Linked DNA regions of Homo sapiens: region 2 is linked to region 1. A link is an interaction called in ENCODE POLR2A ChIA-PET data of the cell type or tissue named here. Cell type or tissue: PC-9. All regions are shown on one strand. Links, peaks and the distances in the headings refer to the core of each region. The heading gives the core; the rest is flanking DNA. Region 1 holds the start of LOC105373032 (a long non-coding RNA gene). Region 2 holds the start of LOC105373033 (a long non-coding RNA gene).

Region 1 (11,392 bases), core at 1,334-9,333:
CAAAGTGGAAAAACAGAAATAAGAGAAAAATCTTCATCTATTCAAAACAGTCCAAAAAAGAGCAAGTTATAAACAACAGGAAAAAAAATAAATGAGACAATAAGATGTAGTCATAAATTCATATATAGGTAATCATAATAAATTTGAATTAATTAAACTTTCCTGTTAAAAGGCAAGGATTTAATGGCATGCTGCAAATGTGATGCTCAAAGGGAAATTTCTAACACTAAATGCCTACATCAAAAAAGAAAGATTTCAAATCAATAACCTAATTTTATACCTTAAGGAATTAGAAAAAGAAGAGCAAATTAAACAGAAAGCTAGCAGAAAGAAGGAAATAATAAAAATAAAAGATTAACATGGAGAAAAATGAGACAGAGAGTAGAAAAACAACAGAGAAAATCAACAAAATCAAAAGTTGATATTTGAAAAAAAAAATCAACAAAATTAACAAAGCTTTAGCTAGACTAAGGAAAAAAGAAAAAATGCCAAAAACTAAAACCGCAAATGAAAGCGGGGACACTACTACCAACCTTACGGAAATAAAAAGGATTATGGGAGAATAGTACACCAACAAATTAGGTAACCGAGATGAAATGTACAAATTCCTAGAAACACACAAATTACCAAAACTGGTTTGAAAAGAAATAAAAAATCTGCACATAAATCTTACAAGTAAAGAGATTGCACCTGTACTAAAATGCTTCCCAACAACAAAAGTCCAGGATCAGCCGGGCACAGTGGCTCATGCCTGTAATCCCAGCACTTTGGGAGGCCAAGTTGGGCAGATTGCCTGAGGTCAGGAGTTTGAGACCAACCCGGCCAACGTAGTGAAACCCCGTCTCAACTAAAAATACAAAAAATACCTGGGCGTGGTGGTGCATGCCTGTAGTCCCAGCTACTCGGGTGGCTGAGGCAGGAGAATTGCTTGAACCCGGGAGGCAGAAGTTGCAGTGATCTTGCACTCCAGCCTGGGCGACAAGAGAGAAACTTCGTCTCCAAAAAAAGAAGAAAAAAAAGCACATATACATCTTTCAGTATTCAGAGGGGGGAAGAAACAGAAGGCTTCAAGGCAAAAAATAAATAAATAAAATAACTTGAGATAAAGTAAGTCACAACATAATGATCAACAAATATTTTTCGAGTGCCTACTGCACACCAGGCACTGTTCCAGGCAGTTCCACAATGAGAGAGAGTAATCATATTATCTGGAAGTTATGGCAGTTTTGTGTCTTCTGTCCCAATGTTGTATCCTTCATTCATTTTTCCTGGCCCTACTATACTTTAATGTTTAATAGAATGGTGAGAGTAAGTTTCCTTGGCTTGTTACTGATCTTAACATTTTAATATTTACTAAAGTCTTCACTGTGGGGAATTTTTAAAAAAATACATCTTTTATGGCTGAGCGTGGTAGCTCATGCCTGTAATCGCAGCACTCTGGGAGGACAAGCAGGCGGATCACCAGAGGTCAGGAGTTCAAGACCAGCCTAGGCAACATGGTGAAACGCTGTCTCTATTAAAAATACAAAAGTTAGCTGGGCGTAGGGGCGCACGCCTGTAATTCCCAGCTACTCAGGAGGTTGAGGCAGGAGAATCGCTTGAACTCAGGAGGCAGAGGTTGCAGTGAGCCAAGATTGCACCACTGCACTCCAGCCTGGGTGACAGAGCGAGACTCCATCTCATAAAATAAACAAATAAATAACAAAAAGACATCCTGTATTAGTTTAAAAGCGTTTCTTTATATTCTTAATTTGTTTAGTTTTTTAATCATAAATAGAGGTTGAATTTCAGCAAACACCTGTTCTGCATTTATTGAAATGATCCTATGGTTTTTCTCCTTCTATCTGTTAATGTGAAAAATTACGTACTTACTTTTCTAATCTATTCTAGTGTACTCTAATCCAATTTGGTCATGATGTATTATCTTGGATTCAGTTTACTGATGTTTTGTTTATGGAAAAGATTGTTCTATATTTTCCTTCCTCAAACAGTCTTTGGTTGGGATAACAAGCAGATTAAGCCAACTTTGTAAAAATTATTAGCAAGTATTGGTAATTTTTCTACTTGCTGGAATAGTTTGTATTTGAAAGTATTCATTCCTTAAATGTTTGGTAAAACCCTTCTGTTTAAAAAAAAAAGTCTAGTCCTGCTGTTTCTTTGATATGAAGATTTTTAGTCACCAATTCAATTTTTTAAATGGTTAAAACATCGTTTACATTTAAAATGTCTTAAATGTAAAATTTGTGCAACTTGATTTACATTTTCAAAATTATTGGCATAAAGTTGCATCATATTTTTACATTTTTAAAATTGATTCTTCATCGAAGTCATGTTTCCTTTCTTTATTTTTATTTAATTTTTTTGAGACGGAGTTTTGCTCTTGTTGCCCTGGCTGGAGTACAATGGTGCAATCTCGGCTCACTGCAACCTCCGTCTCCCAGGTTCAAGCGATTCTCCTGCCTCAGCCTCCCAAGTACCTGGGATTACAGGCATGCACCACCACGCCCGGCTAATTTTGTATTTTTAGGAGAGACAGGGTTTCTCCATGTTGGTCAGGCTGGTCTTGAACTCTCGACCTCAGGTGATCTGCCTGCCTCGGCCTCCCAAAGTGTCGGGATTACGGGCGTGAGCCACGGCGCCCAGCCAATTTCCTTTCAATTCTGCTATACTTTATGGGTCCCATCTCTATTTCCTAATTAGTCTTGCCAAAGGTTTGCCAGTTTTATTAGTTTTTTCAAAAAAACAAAATTTGGCTTTGTTCGTCATGTCAATTTTATGATTGCTCTCTGTTTCATTTATTTCTGCTCTTACCTGTAAATTTTCTTTTTTCTACTGTTTAGGATTTACTCAGCTGTTCTCTTGGTAACTTCTCATGTTAAATGTTTGGCTTATTGATTTTCAGCCTTTTTCTCCTATATCATAAGCCTCTCATATGTTCTGATACGTGGAATTTTCATTATTGTTCGCTTCTAAGCATATTCTAAAACCTGTTATGCTTTCTTTTTTTACCCATGAATTATTTAAAGGTTTTTCCTATTTCTATGCTTTTTTGTTATTTATTTCTTATTGAAGTACATGGTGGTCAGAAAATATTGTTTGTTCAATCCATCCTTTTGGCATTAACAAAAGATTGCTTTTTGGCAAGATAAATGGTCAATTTTCATAAATATTCCAGACGTGCTTGAAAGTAATGTAATGTCTGCAGTTACTTGGTGAAATGTTCTGGAAATTCCCATTAAGTAAAATTTGTAATTCCATAATTCTCATCTCTCATCTTTTCTATGCTCACTGACTTTTGTTTTTTTCTGCTTTCTCCTTCTGAATTACTCAGTGAGGTATGTTAGACAAGACAGAACTATCCAAACTCACAGTAAGAAACCAATCAGTGAAATCTAGAAGGCAGAATATTCTATCGGACAGTAGCTTAATTCCTTCAATTCACGGTATGAAAATAGAGGCTGTTCTAAATTAAAAGAGATTTGTGGATGTAAGCAGATTGGGTCCTGAACCCTAACCTAGAAAAACCAGGTATAGAGGACATTTGGAGGAAAATTGGTTTGGGCTCTCTAAAGCCTAGGGTGCACCTTTGCCCAAGTCCGAGGACACCCAAATGTCCTCCCTTTGCAGATGGCCAGTGCTTTGGTCCTGCCAGAGGAGGGCTGACATCCCCATCCACCTGTTCCAATGATAATAAAAGCGCCATTGCCTGTGATAACAGATGTCAATCCCCAACACCCAGAAGATGTAAATGCTAGGCACTTGAAAATATCATTTTGAGTGACTTACCAGGGGACTTTAAAGGCAGACTGTGTGGCTAGTCTTGCTGGAAAGACACTCTGAAGTCTGTGATAATGGAGTAGCCTCTGCCCCATCCCCAACACCCGCTCCATGGCCCCATGGGTCTATCAACTCTACTACACAGCTAACCCCCATGAACAGGGACTGTGTCTCATTTCTCTGGGTCTCCCCAGCAACTAGCATGGCTTGTTGGATAAACAAGAATTAGCTGGCCATCGAGCCACCATCTCTGTCTTGGCACAACCTCCGTGTGTTCTGCTTGCAAAATTCTGAGCCCAGGCCCTTTTATCTCCTTTGTCTCCTTTAAGAAAAGGATGCTCAAGCCTGTCACAGAATGAAAAACATTACGGGCATGCCCAGCCCAGACAGATGGGAGGGAGGTGGATGCAGAGATTGTTGTGGCCAAACTATTTACTGTGTCTGGACAGGACAATTTCAGGATTTGGAAATTCCCCGGCTGCGGAGAGGCAAAGGCTCTTTTCTCTCGCCAGTTACCCGAGCAGCAGCCGGTGAACTGACTTTAATTTAGGATGTGAGGCTATGCTACGCCCTCACAAGGACCCAGCAGAATAAGACCACTGTTCAGGGAGCTGGGTGGCCCCTCAGTTTGCAGAGAATCCATGGCTGGATTTGATGGGTCAAAGTCAGCAGTATATACCCTCCCTAATGTGAGTGATTTTTCTCTAAATCCCACCAACGGTATCCCAAGAAGATAACTGGGCAAGTGCATGAAGACATGTGTTTAAGGATATTCATCGCAGCCTGTCTGTAATTTCAAAAAACTGAAAACAGTACATTTAGATCCATTAACTTCTGATTATATACATGAATAATGTCACATCCATACAGTGGATTACTCTGCACTGTTAAAGGGATAATGGAGATCTATATTTCTTTTTTTTTTTCTTTTTTGAGATGGAGTCTTGCTCTGTCACCCAGGCTGGAGTGCAGTGGTGCAATCAAGGCTCACTGCAACCTCCACCTCCCAGGTTCAAGCGATTCTCCTGTCTCAGCCTCCTGAGTAGCTGGGACTACAGGCGCGCCCATGCCCAGCTAATTTTTGTATTTTTAATAGAGATGGGGTTTCATCATGTTGACCAGGCTGGTCTTGAACTCCTGACCTCAGGTGATCCACCCCCTCCTCGGCCTCTCAAAGTGCTGGGGTTACAGGCATGAGCCACTGCCTGGCAAGATCTATATTTCTTGACATGGAGATAGGTGGATACACCTATACACACACCCACATGCCGATCTGATATACACAGAGTCATTTGTGTACATATTTGAAAAAAAAAAAAAGATGTCTAGGTCATTCACCACACTGCACCGCAGGTTATCAATGGGTAGTGGGAATTAGAATGACATTTACCTTCTTTGGACTTTATGGAGTGTTTAATTTTTTTTACCATGACTATGTATCATTTTTATAATCAAGAGAAACAAAGTGATTCCCATTTTGGGATAAATAAAATTAGCTGTTAGCATTTTTGAAAAGTTTAAAAAGAATTTGTCAATATGTATAAAATTCTCTGCTCTAAAAATGATATAATTTTAGCACAACTTTTTCCCTCACTGCTTCACAGAGGTTTCATTAAAATCAGCTCGAGCTTCCATCTGTGATTTTTAAAATTTTTTTATTTTTTATTTTTGAGATGGAGTTTCCTCTTGTTGCCCAAGCTGGAGTACAGTGGCGCGATCTCTGCTCACTGCAACCTCCGCCTCCTAGGTTCAAGCAAGTCTCCTGCCTCCGCTTCCCAAGTAGCTCGGATTACAGGTGGATGCCACCATGCCCGGCTAATTTTGTATTTTTTTAGTAGAGAAGGAGTTTCACCATGTTGGTCAGGCTCGAAATCCTGACCACCCACCTTGGCCTCCCAAAGTGCTAGGATTATAGGTGTGAGCCACCATACCTGGCCTTTTTTTTTTTTTTTAATTATGTTGCGTTCATTTCAGGAACTCTTTGGTAAAAATTGCACTACACTGCAAAGGTTGAGAACCAGGTGCTGGAACCAGACAGCCTGGGCTCAGGTCTGGATCTGGATTGTGTTATTCATTAGTTCTGTGATCCTGGATAGGTCCTTTAACTGCCGTTTGACTCGTTTAAATTTGGGATGATACAGGAGTTCGAGGTTACAGTGAGCTAAGATTCCACCAGCTTGTGTGACAGAGTAAGACCCTGTCTCAAAAATAAATAAATAAACGTTTAAAAGACTAATTTGAGCTGATAGTACTACAAAACCTCACATGGCTACTCTGAGGATTAAATGAGATGATACAGGTACAGAAAGAACTTAGAACAATGCCTGACTTAAAGCAAGCACTCAGGCCGGGTGCAGTGGCTCACGCCTGTAATCCCAGCACTTTGGGAGGCCGAGGTGGGTGGATCACGAGGTCATGAGATCGAGATCATCCTGGCTAACACGGTGAAACCGCATCTCCACTAAAAATACAAAAAATTAGCCGGGTGTGGTGGCAGGTGCCTGTAGTCCCAGCTACTCCGGAGGCTGAGGCAGGAGAATGGCGTGAACCCGGGAGGCAGAGCTTGCAGTGAGCCAAGATCGCGCCACTGCACTCCAGCCTGGGCGACAGAGCAAAACTTCATCTCAAAAAAAAAAAAAGCAAGCACTCAATAAATGTTTCTACTTTCCTCTTTCTTAAAATTTACAGTCAGCTCCACCATTGATTATTTGGATTGAATGATAGGATATATTTTACTGGCTTCTTTTTTGCCATTGTTACTATATGTTGTTTCGTTTTTTCCCAGTTTTATTGAGAAAACTGGTAGTATAATTGACAAAAAAATGAACATATTAAAGGTATACAACACGATGATTTGATATATGACACACTGATACGTGTATACATGGTGAAATGATTATCATAACCAAGCAAATTAACATATCCATCACCTCACATAGTTACCTGTATGTGTGTGTGTGCTTTAGATTCCACATATAAGTGAGACATACAGTATTTCTTTGTGTGTCTGGCTTATTTCTCTTAGCATTGTGTTCTGTGGGTTCATCCATGTTGTCACAAATGGCAAGATTTCCTTTTTTATGGCTGAATAATATTCCAATGTGTATATATTTCCCATTTTCTTTAGCCATTCATCTGTCAGTGGACATTTATGTTGCTCCCATATCTTGGCTATTGTGAATAATGCTGCAATGAACATGATGGAGCAGATTTCTCTTTAAGATACTGACTTCATTTTATCTGGCTATACATCCAGAAGTGGGATTCTTGGATGAAATGGTAGCACTATTCTTAATTGTTTGAGGAAACTTCATACTGTTACCTATAATGGCTGTACCAATTTATACTCCCACCAACAGTGTCCAGGGTTCCCTTGTCTTCCTCCACATCTTAGCCAACACTTGATATCTCCGTCTTTTTCAAAAGAACCATTCTAACAGGTGTGAGTTGCTAGCTCATGTAGTGTTGATTTGCAATTGCCTGATGATTAGTGATGCTGAGCACATTTTCATATACTTGCTGTGTTCTTTGGAAAAAATGTCTATTATTATTTCTTTGCTCATTTTAAAATCAGGTTATTTATTTTTTGGCTATTGACTTGTATGAGTTCCTTATATATTTTGGATGTTAGCCCCTTATCAGATATATGATTTGCAAATATTTTCTCCTATTTCATAAGTTATCTTTTCATTTTACTGATTGTTTGCTGTGCAGAAGCTTTTTAGCTTGATGTAATCCTACTTGTTTATTTTACTTTTGTTGCCTATGCTTTTGGTGTCCTACACAAAAAATCATTACCAACACCAATGTCAAGGAGCTTTTTCCCTTTGTTTTCTTCTAAGAGTTTTACAGTTTCAGTTCTTACATTTAAGTCTTTAATCAATTTTGAGTTAATTTTTGTGTGTGGTGTATGATACGGGTCCAATTTCATTGTTTTCCATGTGGATATCCAGTTTTCCCAACACATTTATTGAAGAGACTACTCTTCCCCCATTGTGTATTCTTGGCACCTTTGTAAAAGATTAGTTAACAGTATAAGCATGGGTTGATTTCAGGGCTCTCTATTCTGTTTCATTTGTCTATGTGTCTTTTTATACCAGTACCATGCTGCTTTGATTACTGTTGTTTTGTGATGTAGTTTGAAAGCAGGAGTGTGATGCCTCCAGCTTTGTTATTCTTTCTCAAGATTGCTTGGGTATTCAAGGCCTTTTTTGATTCCATGCAAATTTTAGGATTTTTCTTTTATATTTCTGTGAAGAATTCTATTGGATTTTTTTCTTTTTTCCTGTATGTATGTATGTATGTATTTATGTATTTATTTATTTTTGCCTGAGGCCTCCACTTAAAGAGGAGCAATTGAAATTTTGATAGAGATTGCATTGAATCTATAGATTGCTTTGGGTAGTATGGACATTTTAACAATATTAATTCAGGCCAGGCATGGTGGCTCATGCCTGTAATCCCAGCACTTTTGGAGGCTGAGACTGGCAGATCACCTGAGGTCAGGAGTTCGAGACCAGCCTGGCCAACATGGTGAAACCCCATCTCTACTAAAAATACAAAAATTAGCCAGGCATGGTGGCAGGCACCTGTAATCCCAGCTACTCAGGAGGCTGAGGCAGGAGAATCGCTTGAACCCTGGAGGCGGAGTTTGCAGCAAGCTGAGTTGGCATAGGCGACAGAGCAAAACTCTGTCAAAAAAAAAAAATTTGCTGAGTAATGAACCAAAATGACATCACCAGAATGTATTGCTCCCCTGTCCCCCAAATACTCCCCACCACCGTCATTCTCAGTCTTCTAATAGTTGGTTATCTTAAGTGCTTACCTTTTATACCCATTGAATTGTCAACAAATAGCTGCCAATCTCAGGCCTTTCTGGATGCCTAAAATCCAGCAGCATCTATAACATGGATTTTACTGAAAGAGGAACAGTGTTCACAAACTTCTAGGTGAATATAATCGCGCCACTGCACTCCAGCCTGGCGACAGAGTGAGACTCCATCTCAAAAAAAAAAAAAAAGAAAAAAAAAGGATTGAGTGAATTAACAAATGAAGAACACATAGAATTATGCCCAGTACATAGTAGGCCTTCCATACACATCAGCTATTAATACTGTGACATTCCAGGGCCTTTAGACATTTTTATATCTTATGAGGCAAAGAAACAAAAAACCCAATCAGTTCTGTAGAAAATACCTCGTTGATGTAGTTACCAGATTTCCATGAACAGAGGGAAGAATTCGGTAGTGATATGACTCAAACCCAAGGTTGTGGACGAAGGCAGTCCCAAGGGCTCTGAGACTACCCACACAGAAGGTCTTGAGATAAGCATCTATAAATAGGAATCGGAATGGCCCATCAGGGTCACAGAGAAGAATCCTGAATCATTACACAACATCAAACTGCTGAGTAGAGACCCTCAAAAATGGTTTGAAATGACTGAATTATTCCCTTAGTGAGTAAGTAGTTTTTACCCCCAGGAAGACTTGAATTACGTACAGAAATGTAAAAAGAACAAAATCCTAATTATTTATGTATTTACTTATTTGAGATGGAGTCTCGCTCTGTTGCTGAGACTGGAGTGCAGTGGTGCAATCTTGGCTCACTGCAACCTCCGCCTCCCAGGTTCAAGTGATTCTCCTGCCTCGGCCTCCCAGGTAGCTGGGATTACAGGTATGCGCCACCACACCTGGCTAATTTTTGTATTTTTAGTAGAGATGGGGTTTCACCATGTTGGCCAGGCTGGTCTCGAACTCCTGACCTCAGGTGATCCACCCACCTTGGCGTCTCAAGTGCTGGAATTACAGGCGTGAGCCACCGCGCCTGGCCATCTTTTATATTAAGGTGTTTTTTCTATTTTATATTCTTATAATATTTAAGAGAACTCAGTCTATTAAAATAATAGATTGCCTCAAGATTACAATTTTAAATGTGTAACTGAGTAAATGATCTGGACTTGGGATTTGCTCTTTTACACGTAGTACTGGAACAGCCAGTCAGACTTCAAGCTCATATTTATATGCTAAATGCATTCAATTTATAAGAATTGCTTCAGCACTTAAGAAGGTTTGTCAGCCAATTATACTTAGGAAGTTAAGCAAATATATTATATGTGATGAATAATGCAATATGAAAAGTTTAAAGGAGTTTAAGTTCGTAAATGAGACCAAAATTAATCAGAGCCTTCTTAGAAGTGATTGCTAAATTTGCTAGATCTATAATTAAAATAATAAGTTATTTAAGCTGAAATTAAAAGTGTAAGGACAAACTAGGTTTTTCCTTTTATTTATAACTTTAATAAATTGAATATTAATTTTTAAAACTTAAGAAAACCCCTGGATAATCTTTTCTGCACATAAAATCTGCCTTTCAGGGCATCCAAAAATTCACATTAATGTGCATATGAGGTTGAGGTTATTTGAGACAGTCCTGTTACCTCTTATTTCTGTTCATGTGGGGTCAAGAATAGGACAAGTTCGGGCCGGGCACGGTGGCTCACGCCTGTAATCCCAGCACTTTGGGAGGCCCAGGCAGGCAGATCACGAGGTTGGGAAATTGAGACCATCCTGGCTAACATGGTGAAATGCTGTCTCTACTAAAATACAAAAAATTAGCCAGGCGTGTTGGTGTGCACCTGTAGTCCCAGCTACTCGGGAGGCTGAGGCAGGGGAATCGCTTGAACCTGGGAGGCAGAGATTGCAGTAAGCCAAGATCACTCCACTGCACTCCAGCCTGGCAACAGAGCGACACTCTGTCAAAAATAAAAATAAAAAAGAATAGGACAAGTTCTCAGTAGGCCCCTGGACTAACCACCCAGCACCCTTAAATTCACACAGGAACTGGCTTTTGATCATAACTCTTCCAATTCTGCACACCATTCAGCAGCTGCGGTTCACACAGGACCCTGGGAACAGAGAATCCCCAGCCCAAATGGGGTTGAGGTTGTGGCTCACAATGTCCCCCAGAGGGATGTCCTATCTCCATGTGAGAGTCACTGGGGCTCCAACCTGTCCCAGAGTCTGAGGCTGGAGTGCAGCAGGGTTCCCCCATGGCTCAGAACATGATTATCAGGATGTGGTTCCCTTAGGCGGCATCTTTATTGGCACCCCCAACAGGTGACGCCCGCCCTGGACAGCCGGACCTCCCAGGTGGATGACAGACCTCCTTGCCTCTCCAGGTGGCGGGGGATACATCACAAATCGGAGTCATACACACAACACTAGAGAAACGGAAGAAAGATGATGCATTTTGGTGGTGACAAAGGTGGGAGCAATCTCCCAGAGCTAGGGACTCCCGAAATTGGGTTGGGTTCTAAACTAACTACATAATCAGACTGATGCGTTCTTCTGTTGGCTGGCTCTGCCTCACCACGAACTCCACACCCCTGGAAAATCCCTCCCAGGATTGTCTGGGAGGTCCAGGTGTGTCCCTGGGCACAAGATCTGGGGTGCTTAGCTGGGCCCAGCACTTTCTCGGGGCTTCTCTGCTGGGTGTGTGCTTTGGAGGCAGAACTCAATGAACCCACCAGAAGGCTCCTTTCTCATTTAACCTCTCAAAGTTTCTCTCCTAAAACAATCCCAGAACTGCTGTGTTACGACAGGAACAGGAACCTCAC
Region 2 (10,309 bases), core at 1,856-9,855, 77 kb before region 1:
CGATATGGAGGGGTGTGCCCTACCTTGAGCTTGGCCCCAGCGTCCCCCTGTATGGAGCCTCCACCTGTTCTCCCTTTCCCAGGCCCCCCAGGCCCATCCCCTGCCTGCTAATAGTCCTTGCTCCTAGAGAAAACAGGCCCTGCAGAGGCCCCGGGTTGGATATGCTCACGTAGAAAATGTTCACTTGAGACCTTATTCGTCTGATCTTCCCTTGCTTGGGTGACTCTAACAAATGTCGACTTTTTTTTTTTTTGAGACAAAATCTCACTCTGTTGCCCAAGCTGGAGTGCAGTGGCACGATCACCGCTCACTGCAGCCTCAACCTCCGGAGCTCAAGGCATCTTCTCTCCTCAGCTTCCCACATAACTGAGACTACAGGCTCACGCCACCACACCTGGCTAATTTTTTTGTATTTTTTGTAGAGGTGGTCTCACCATGTTGTCCAGGCTGGTCTCAAACTCCTGGAATCAAGCCATCTGCCTGCCTCAGCCTCCCAAAGTGCTGGGATTACAGGTATGAGCCACCGTGGCTGGCCAAAGGTGGATTTTTCATCATTTTTCTCTAAGGGCTTGGGCTGGTGTGGTGGGGGTGCAGTGTACGCCTCACGCTTCCTCCGGTCTGTTTTTACAACCCTTTGCCATGAGATTTTGACACTCTTCTCATCAAGGGATGCAGTCTATTTTTTTGTCCCCTTCCATCTGGGCTGGTCTGTGACTTGCATTGGCCAATAAAATGCAGTAGAAATGATGTCATGTGATTTCCTTGGCTGGGCTTTGAGTAGCCTTGTAGGTTTCATTTTTTGCATATCTAGGACTTGCTCACCTACATGCAAGGAAAACAGACTTGTAGTCCTAAATGCTGCGAGACCAGGTGGAGAGAGGAAACACCCCAGCTGACAGCCTGCCCAAGCCTCCAGGCATGTGATGAAGGCCCCCTGGATATTCAGCCCCATCTAGCGATTCCCTTTTTTTTTTTTTTTTTTTTTGAGATGGAGTTTCTCTCATGTTGCCCAAGCTGGAGTGCAATGGCGCAATCTCGGCTCACTGCAACCTCCACCTCCCGGGTTCAAGCGATTCTCCTGCCTCAGCCTTCCGAGTAGCTAGGATTATAGACACCCGCCACCACACCCAGGTAATTTTTGTATTTTTTAGTAGAGACAGGGTTTCACTATGTTGGCCAGGCTGGTCTTGAACTCCTGACCTCAGATAATCCACCTGCCTCACCCTCCCAAAGTGCTGAGATTACAGGCCTGAGCCACCGAGCCCAGCTGGAGATCACTTGTGTTTTAGAGCACAGATCTCTGAACCTGAGGCAACTCACCCCCACAAAACAAACTGAAGGTGCCCTGTCTATACCTGGGATTGATTTAGATGACAGGATCTTGGATGTGATGTCTGAACATGATTCCATATTGGGGTGATACTTTGTGGCTGTTGGGAATGGGTGGGTTATTTTCAAGTGGGTGGAGTAAGATGCATTGGCACACAGGGAAGACTGATAAACTGTCATGTTGGCGATCCCCAGTGAAACACACCCCCTGATATTCACATCCTTGTGACTGGCTTCCCACACAACACACAGACACACACAAACACACACACACATACACGTATATTTTCTTTTTGAAAAGCATCTCGCTCTGTCACCTAGGCTGGAGTGCAGTGGTACCATCATGGCTCACTGCAACCTCCACCTTCTGGGCTCAAATTCTCCTCCTGTCTCAGCCTCTGGAGTAGCTGGGACTACAGGTGCACACCTGGTAGCAACAGGGTTTCACCATATGGCCCAGGCTGGTCCTGAACTCCTGGCCTCAAGCGATCCACCCGCCTTGGTCTTCCAAAGTGCTGGAATAACAGGTGAGAGCCACCATGCCCAGCCTCGTCCTCCCATATCAACACTGAGCTTGACCACTTACCTTGGCCAACAGGGCATTAGCAAGTGTGATGTAGGCAGAGTCTTGACCAGACTTGGTATTTTGGAACCCAGATGCCATTCGGTGAGGGAGCTCAAGCTGGATGCATGGGGTGACCACAGGGAGAGCATCTGACAGCCCAGCTGGGTGCCTGGCTGATAGCCCACACCAAGTACCAGGCAGGTAAGTGAGACCACTGGGCACCATCCAGCCCGCCTGGCCGCCTTCCGACTGTAGCTGCACGAGTGAGCCAGCTGCTGGCTCATCCAGTGGACAGGTCATCTGAGTCCTGATCCACAGAAGCCTGAACAATACACCTTATGGTAAGCTTTAAGGTGGGGTGGTTTGTAGCACAGAAATGGATCTTTGAAGCAGGTGTGATTCTCCATGCAAGGCTCTGGCAATTGCCCCAACCTTTATGCAGTCTCCAGTGACGAATTTCTTTACCCATTTATTTTGAAACGTGTATTTTGGCCGCAGCACCCAGAATCTGACTCCTCCACCTTGGTCGTCATGGAAAGCTCATCTCTGGTGGCAGTGTTATCATTCTGTCAATTACTCAAGAGCCCAATACAAACAGGTATCACAGAGGATGTGACTGTCCACTCTGTGTACCTCCTAGCCCACTCCTTGGGGCTAATGAATAATTTGTGTATTACCATCCACCGTTTTCTCATTCCTTTATACTGTTTTTAATCATTCATTTTTTTTCTTTCAACAATTGTAAATGGATTCCTACCCAGGGGGCAAGGCTGGCTGCCAGCACTGCCGTCGAGGCATGGGCAGGAAGCAGTGGACTCTGACCTCAGTGCGTTTATGGGAAGTGGAGGCAGATGGTCAAGAAATGAGAATCTACACACAGGGAAGATAAATCTGGTTTGTAACAAGGGCGGTGCAGGAAATAGACATGGAGATGGGGCAGAAGGGAACTGTGTGGGCAGCTCGCTTTAAGAGGCCAGGGGAGGTGACTTGGGAACTGAATCCTGAGGGAGAGAAGGGATAGCAGTGGGAAGAGCCGAGGGAAGCTTTGTCCAGAGAGAGGGAATGGCAGGTGCCGTGGTCTGAGGCGAGAGAGGGCTGGGTGACCTGGACTAGAACAGACACCAGCCAGACAGCATAGAAAACAAGTAGAGGAGCTGGGCGCGGTGGCTCACACCTGTAATCCCAGCACTTTGGGAGGCTGAGGCGGACAGATCACCTGAGGTCGGGAGTTCGAGACCAGCCTGACCAACATGGAGAAACCCTGTCTCTACTAAAAATACAAAATTAGTTGGTCATGGTGGTGCATTCCTATAATCCCAGCTACTCGGAGGCTGAGACAGGAGAATCACTTGAACCCAGGATGTGGAGGTTGTGGTTAGCCAAGATTGTGCCATTGCACTCCAGCCTGGGCAACAACAGAGAAACTCCGTCTTAAAAAAAAAAAAAAAAAAAGTAGAGGGTGACAAAGCTGGCACGGGAGGAGGGAGTCTCATGGGTCATTGGGAAAAATGTAAATTTCTTTTTTTTTTTTTTTTTTTGAGACAGAGTCTTGCTCTGTCCCCCAGGCTGGATTGCAGTGGTGCCATCTCGGCTCACTGCAACCTCTGCCTCCCAGCTTCAAGCGAGTCTCCTGCCTTAGCCTCCTGAGTAGCTGGGATTACAGGCGCCTGCTACCATGCCCAGCTAAGTTTTGTATTTTTAATAGAGACACAGTTTCACCATGTTGGCCAGGCTGGTCTCCAACTCCCGACCTCAAGCGATCCACTCGCCTCGGCCTCCCAAAATGCTGGGATTACAGGTGTGAGCCACCGCACTCGGCCTCGATTTCATTTTAAAAGACAACAACTGGGTGTACCCTCCCGCATGTGCCCACATGCACGTGCACATGCATACATGGGTGTGTGAGCCTACATGCATGTGTACATGTGCATATCCATGTGTGGTTGGGGTAGGGGTTGTTTCATGTCACCAAACAGTGACATGACCTGGTTTTTCTTTTGAAGAGTCACTCCAGAGCTGGGCCAGGTGGCTGATGCCAGTAATCCTGGCACTATGGGAGGTCAAGGATGGAGGATTGCTTGAGACCAGGAGTTTGAAGACCAGCCTGGGCAACATAGCAAGACCCTGTCTCTACAAAAAATTCCCCAGGCATGGTGGCATGGTCCTGTTGTCCCAGCTACTCAGGAGGCTGAGATTGGAGGATTGCCTGAGCTCAGGAGTTCGAGGCTGCAGTGAGATATGATCACGCTGCAGCACTCCAGCCTGGGTGACAGAGACAGAGCTTATCTCTAAAAAAAGAAAAAAACAAAGTCACTCCAGTAGCTGCATGCAAAGGGAATGGGAGCTGAGCTGGTGAACCGGAGACTGTCAGACATCCCAGGCGACAGGTGACAGTGATGGCAGTCAGGGTACATTGGGGGTGAATTGTGGGGATGAATTCAGCCAGAGTGAGTTACTAATTAGATATGGAAGTGAGAGGAAGGGGAGGAAGCAGCGTTTTGGGGTTGAAACAGCTGGGCGAATGAAAGGGAAGGTGGGCAAAAGAAACATTCAGGATTAAGACCAAGACTTCTAATGTGGCATTGTCAAATTCAAGGCGGCGTGGCAGGGGGGCCACCGGGGCCGAGGGGAGCTGTGATCATATGGGAGAGGAGTGCAAAGCCCACAACCTGGGTGATACCTCCCAGGACCGGGGCTGACCGGGGCTGCTCTAACGTCTTTCTTTCTTTTCTTTAATTTTACATTTTAATTTAAATTATATACATGAACACGGCAATGAAGGATACCACAACAGTCCTGTGTTCTGCCAAACAAGCAACGACCATGCTTCTCTAGCCAGGTGGGCCACCTCAGGACTCTTGGGCAGGAAGCACCTACTGGGCCTTGCAGGCCTCTCCCAGCCCCGCTCTGTGCACCCTACATAACCCTAATGAGCCTGGCCTTAGGGAAATCTCAGTGCTGCCTATGGTTTTGCATAGACACCGGTGTGAATCTGGGCTCTACCACTTACCCTCTGTGTGTTCACAGGAAAAGGAAAGAATGGCTTTTCCTCGTAGCACGGTGGTGTCGGGAGCAACTCCCTATTCCCAATATTGGGTAAGATAGGGTTGGATTGGGCGCGAAAAGAGCTTAGCCCAGAGGGGAGACATGGTGCATTTGCCAGAAATGGTGGGTGCCACTCTAAAGGTGGGTGAGGAGAATCTTCTCTCCAACCGTCTTCGCCCCCTGGGCACAGTGCCATCACCTGGGATTTGCTGCCCCCCTGCACACCTGCCCCAGGAGCAGGAGGAGACTCAATAGATAGCATCAGACTAGAGACTGGGGCTGGGAACAGGGCTGGGAGCCTAGAGCAGAAGCCAGGTCCAGAGAGGGTTAAGGGGAGAGGACAGTCCCCAAGGGAACCAGAAGGAGCCCCTGGAGGGCAGGAGGCAAGTGACCATCACCAAGGAACCCGAGGAGGAGGCTCAGGAGCAGAGGCTTCGAGAGGCTGCAGGACTGGCTGTCAGCACCGTGTTAGCCATTAGCCATCATGTCCTAGTCCCTTCACGGTTCCTAGGTCAGGGTCCTCCTGCTTCTGTGACGGTCACAGCATGTGCTCCTGTGGTCCTCCTCTGGTTGCTCTTAGGACACAGGAGGCTTACATCACTTCAGAGTGACCGCAAGCTGCTGGGTCAGCAATGACCTGCCCCACCCCTTCCTGAACTCAGGTCCCCTGTGCCACCCACATCAGTGTCACAGAATAAGGAAGTTCTCTGCTGTGTCTTCCCACAAGCATTGGTTTTGATTTCCCTGCTCTGACAATAGCCCTACAGGGATGCTGTGGAGTGACAATGAGGAAAGCGAGCCTTGGCCACACTTCAGTCACTTTGGGCAGCAGGGACCAGGAAGGCAGGAGGCCAGGGGACAGGCAGGAGGACAGGTATCCACACCCTGGAGAAAGGTCTCGAATAAGACTCAGCGCCCCCAGAGAGTAGGCTCCAGAGCAGCCGACCCTACGTCCCCTACTATAGCCAGCACAGGGCATGCCTGCTGCATCCAGGGCCCTGCAGGGCGTGCAGTGCAGAGAGCAGAGTGTGTCCTGGGTCTTGATCCCAGGCCCTGGGAAGGGAAGGAGACAGACATGCTGAGCCCTTGTTTGTGTCAGTCCATCTAATTACGGCAAACTAGAGCAAGGGGTGCTTTCATCCCCATTACTCCTCTAGAGGAGATACGAGAGGCTCTGAAAGGTACCTAGACTTGCCCAGGCCCTCCCAGTGAGCAGAGTGATGCAGGGACACAAATGCCCTCAGAAGGCTCACCCTGTGCCCTTTCTCCCACCTCCAGCCCTGCAGAAATGTGTGGGAAGCTGTGCTCCTGCCCCAAGTGAGCCCCTGAGTCCCAACGGCAGGTCTGGCGCCATCCTTTCCCAGGTCCACCTACTGCACCCAGCACAGCTGCCCGAAGAATGCACTGGCCCTGTGGGCCTGGGGGCTGCCCCCTGTCCTGCTGATTCCCCTGTCTTGGCTCCTCTTAGACCCCCCATCCTTGGCCAGCTGTCTCATGCAAGAGAGTCCACATCCTGGGGACAGTCCCACCCTGGCCACCCGGACCAAGCACAGCTCCTCGCCCTCCCAGCCTGGCCGGTGCTCGCTGAGGTGGAAACCTCAGAAGAAGGTGGGAGTGATCCACCCTCCTCAGCACAGTGTCCCTGCCATCTTGGTGGGCACCACTCCTCATGGGCAGACCAGAGGAGGCCCTGTTCTCTGCCATGAGGATGCCACCTCCCATTCTGTCTCCAGACCTTGGACTTCTCTAGTCAAGAGGATATCCCCTGGGGGCTGTCAACTCCCAATTGAGTCTCGGGTGGTTCCGGTGTGAGCTCATCTTGGTGTGTTGTGTGAGTCTGACCAGAGACCACCTTTCCCAGTTCACACTCGAGGCACACACAGCATGGTGCCCTGCAGTACCCACTGCCCACCTGCACAGAGACTGCACCTGTACCAGCAGACACGAATGGGCTGTTGTCCCTGCTTGTGCCCCCCACAGGCCTGCCCTTCCAGGAGGGGGTGTCGTCCTGACCCAGCCAGCTCTACTCCCAGCCCCAAATGTTTCGTCACTCAGCCCTACAAAGTGCTTCTGAATCCACCGAGGGCATGATAAGGCTCTCCTTAGCACAGAGCTCTGAGTTAGAGTGGGGGTGGGGCACAAAGAGTCTGGGGTTCCTGCTATGCAGACCCTGTGCCCTGCAGGACCCTCGGAGGGCAGAGCCCTTGCCCTCCCCCAACTCTTCCTGTGTGGCTGCTGCTTCCCAGAGCAATGGCCTCTTACCGGAGCAAATGTGCCTGGGTCGCCAGTGGCCACGACAGCCCTCACTGAGCTTTCTGTGGGGAGACCCGGGAAAGCTGCACGCAGGGGACAGTGCTTTGCTGGGCATCCCCAGGGGCGTCTCCTGCCTGTCTTTGACTCCTCAGTCTCTGATTCTGGGGTCTGCAGGACTGTCCTGGGGCCCGGGACCCAGCCTCAGCCAGGATCCAGGAACTCTGGGCTGTCGCTCTTATCCTAGCTCCCAGCCACCTCTTATCTACTCCCCAGTCCCCACCGCTGGCACCTGCTCCCTGAGGGGAGTCCTTGTAGAATCCCCTTTTATGGTTACATTTGCTGTCCCCAGTCAATCTGCTTGGTCCTGAGCAAGAGTGACCTGGGGGATATCCAAGGACAAGGCTGAAAGGGGGAGAGAAAGGCCCAGAGTGTGTGTGCAGGGCTGCTGTCCCCAGGGGGCCCACAGGAGCCAGGCTGTGTCTTTACTGTGACCTCCCTCCCCAGCCAGGTCTCTGCAAAGGTGGCCACTCTGAGATGTTAATTGGATGCAAGGACGCTGGGGTGTATTGGGTGGAGGGGGCTTGGCTGGGATCTGGAAGATGGGGGTGTAAGGAGCAGTGTGAGGGACGAGTTGCCCTAATTGGGAACCCGGTCTTCATTCTCAACAGAAACTCAGCGGCCTCATCTGCAGCGGGTTGGGCTGGGAGCCCATCACGGATGGGTTTACAAACCAGAAATGTTAGACTACAAACAACAATTTCACATCTGTAAACCACTTCATCTGATGACAAACATGGCCTCAGGCTCAAATGTTTACAGCAAATTGGGGCAAAAATACTGTCTGGAGTTAAATTCTCAGTAGCAAATTGTACAAGCCGGAGAGCAGGGCAGCGCCTCCAGAGAGGAAAGAAGAGAGGGTGAGTGGGGCTCCCCCCCCAGCGCAGAGGGAGGCCAGGACCCTCCCTGGCCAAGGATGGACAGGGCCAGCCACTGTCTGGGCCTTTGACTCCCACGAGCCAGCCCAGGGTAGGTTAGATGTGAGTGGGAACGATTTTACTCCAGCCTCTGGACCCAGGATCTTCCATAAGTGCCACAACCTGGAACAGCAGGGCACGCTCCCCTGGGATTGCTGTGCCCCCTGACAGTGCCACCACCCTGCACACACACGTTCCTCTGTGCACTGGAGCCTGACTCTCTCAGGGCAGCAAAACCCAGTGACAACTGGGCACTTCCTGGTCCTCTTGAGGTCAGGCCAGGGCAGAGTGTGTAAGGCATCCATAAAACCTGGGGGTGACTCTGGGCTCATACCAGGGCTGCAGTCCTCAGGGTGACTAGGATAAGAGTGTGCACCGTCCCTGGGCCAGCTGGAGGGAAGGAAGGAGATTGTGCCCTTTCCTGGGGAGTGACAGCCCCTCTCCATTTCGGCCTCTGCAACACTGAGGGAAAATGAAAGACCCCACATTCCGCTGGAGTTTCCACCAGAGCCCAGGAAAGGTCCCCAGGAACAAGAAGGAGCTGGTTCCCCATGTGGGCGGCAGGGATGGGAGCAAGGAGAATGGCCTCCTTCACAGGTGCAGGCTTCGCCCAAGATTCACCCTGGTCCCCTGTAAGGGGGGGACAAGGCAAGTACCCAGCAGGGGTCCAGACTATTGAGGGACAGAGCAGGGCAGAGGGACCCTGGGCAGGTGCTGGGCTGTGCAGCCCGGGTCACCCTGAGACCAGAATGGAGGTTCCACTTGGGTCTGGAGTCCATGCTGCTGTGTACGAGGTCCCGGCTCTGCCGCCACTGTGGGGCCCCGACCCCTACAGCCCAGAGGGACCACAGGCTCTCAGTTCCCAGCCCAGGTCCCAGCAGTGTCATGAGGCTGTGTCCAGTCACCTCACCAGGACCCCCAGGGCTCCCAGGTCATGGGCAAAGCTGTGAGTTGAGGCCCGGGGGACAGGAGCCTGGGCCCTTGGAAGGTGGGGTTCTGGGGGACGAGGGGCAGGTCTCTCTGGGAGCTGCCCTGTGACATGACTAACTCTGGTGTTCTTTCACCAGGTGAGCCTCTCATGCCTCCCCTACACTGGTCCCTTTGCCCAGAATGACTGCACGTTTTTCATCACTTGCTTCCAACAAGTGGAGTTAGGACTGTTATCAAACCCAGAGACACAAGCAAAGGGCAGCTTTGACAAGCCGGTCCCTCCCGCACCCGCCCCTGCGTGGGAAATGCCAAAGTCCTCTGCTCAGGGCGGGGCTGGGGTGCGCCCCGGAGTGCTCTGGGGCACCTGGAGGAGGTTTCTTTGTGTGAAGTCTCTGTCACTGTGTGTGGGTGTGTGTGTGTATGTGTTTTGTGCATGTGTTGTGTGTGTATGTGTTGTGTGTGTTGTGTGTATGTGTGTCTTGTGTGTGTTTGTGTGTTGTGTGTGTCTAGGCCAGGGAAACAGTGAGTCGTTTCTGCCCAGGAGCAGCTGCATGTGAGGCCCGTTCTTGGTCTTATATGCGGCTTCTGAGGACTTTCCAGAAATCGTGAGGTGGGAGCCGCCGCTGTAATCAGGCATATAAGTCACACATCCCAGAGTTGGGAACCAGCGCAGAAGGCCCAGGACAGACGCCAAGCTGAAGCCACAGCCCTGACACCTGCCGCCCTAGCCCTGGGCTCCGTCTCTGCCTCTGGAGCCTCCTGTCCCCGGGACTCAGCTCCCCTCCCCTCTGTGGCTGGGCTCTGCCTCCTGGGCTGCTCCTCTCCCCAGCCCTCTCTTTGGGCCCAGCCTAGACACCTGCCCCCTCCCTGGGCTCCTTCCCCCGACTGGGCCTGTCCTGGGTCTCAGCCATGGCCTCCCCTGGGCTCCCTCTCTAGGGGGGTGGAATCAGGAAGGGGTGGACAGAGGGCGGCTCCCGAGGGCCCCTGACTGCACGTTTGTGGTTCCTTTCCAACAGGGAGACTGGCTGCTGGCTGTCCTCTTACTGCTGGGCCTGTCCCTTCCAATCAGCGCCCGGGGCTCTGTAAGTGAGGGTGGGCGGGGCTCTGTGAGTGAGGGTGGGGTCTGCATTTAGGTTCCTCTCCTGTGAGGTTTAGCTGAGTTTTCTGGATCCAGAGGGATGTTGTGTGACCTTTCCCCGCTACAGGTCCGCTA

What was found. Peaks named below come from ENCODE experiments on the same cell type or tissue, not always from the same donor. Only the 100,000 strongest peaks of a DNase experiment are listed, where the experiment ranks them.
Region 2: POLR2A ChIA-PET joins it to region 1 with 5 read pairs; 3 of 35 experiments call an interaction of 5 or more read pairs at or near these places.

Annotation. Positions count from the first base shown.
Region 1 is chr22:38,884,218-38,895,609 of GRCh38, reverse strand. It overlaps LOC105373032 (a long non-coding RNA gene), which reads right to left and starts at 9,323. Exons shown (of 3, transcript XR_938256.2): 1 at 8,603-9,323. RefSeq lists enhancers at 1,036-1,205, 4,176-4,345. In PC-9, for the core only: no CTCF peak of the experiment used is centred there; a DNase peak (open chromatin) is centred at 5,039.
Region 2 is chr22:38,963,212-38,973,520 of GRCh38, reverse strand. LOC105373033 (a long non-coding RNA gene) reads left to right here and starts at 5,668. Exons shown (of 3, transcript XR_007068099.1): 1 at 5,668-6,547; 2 at 7,861-8,109; 3 at 9,234-9,617. LOC124905118 (a long non-coding RNA gene) reads left to right here and starts at 4,154. Exons shown (of 3, transcript XR_007068101.1): 1 at 4,154-4,281; 2 at 4,676-4,733; 3 at 4,922-5,408. RefSeq lists enhancers at 6,917-7,896, 9,332-10,141. In PC-9, for the core only: no CTCF peak of the experiment used is centred there; a DNase peak (open chromatin) is centred at 5,590.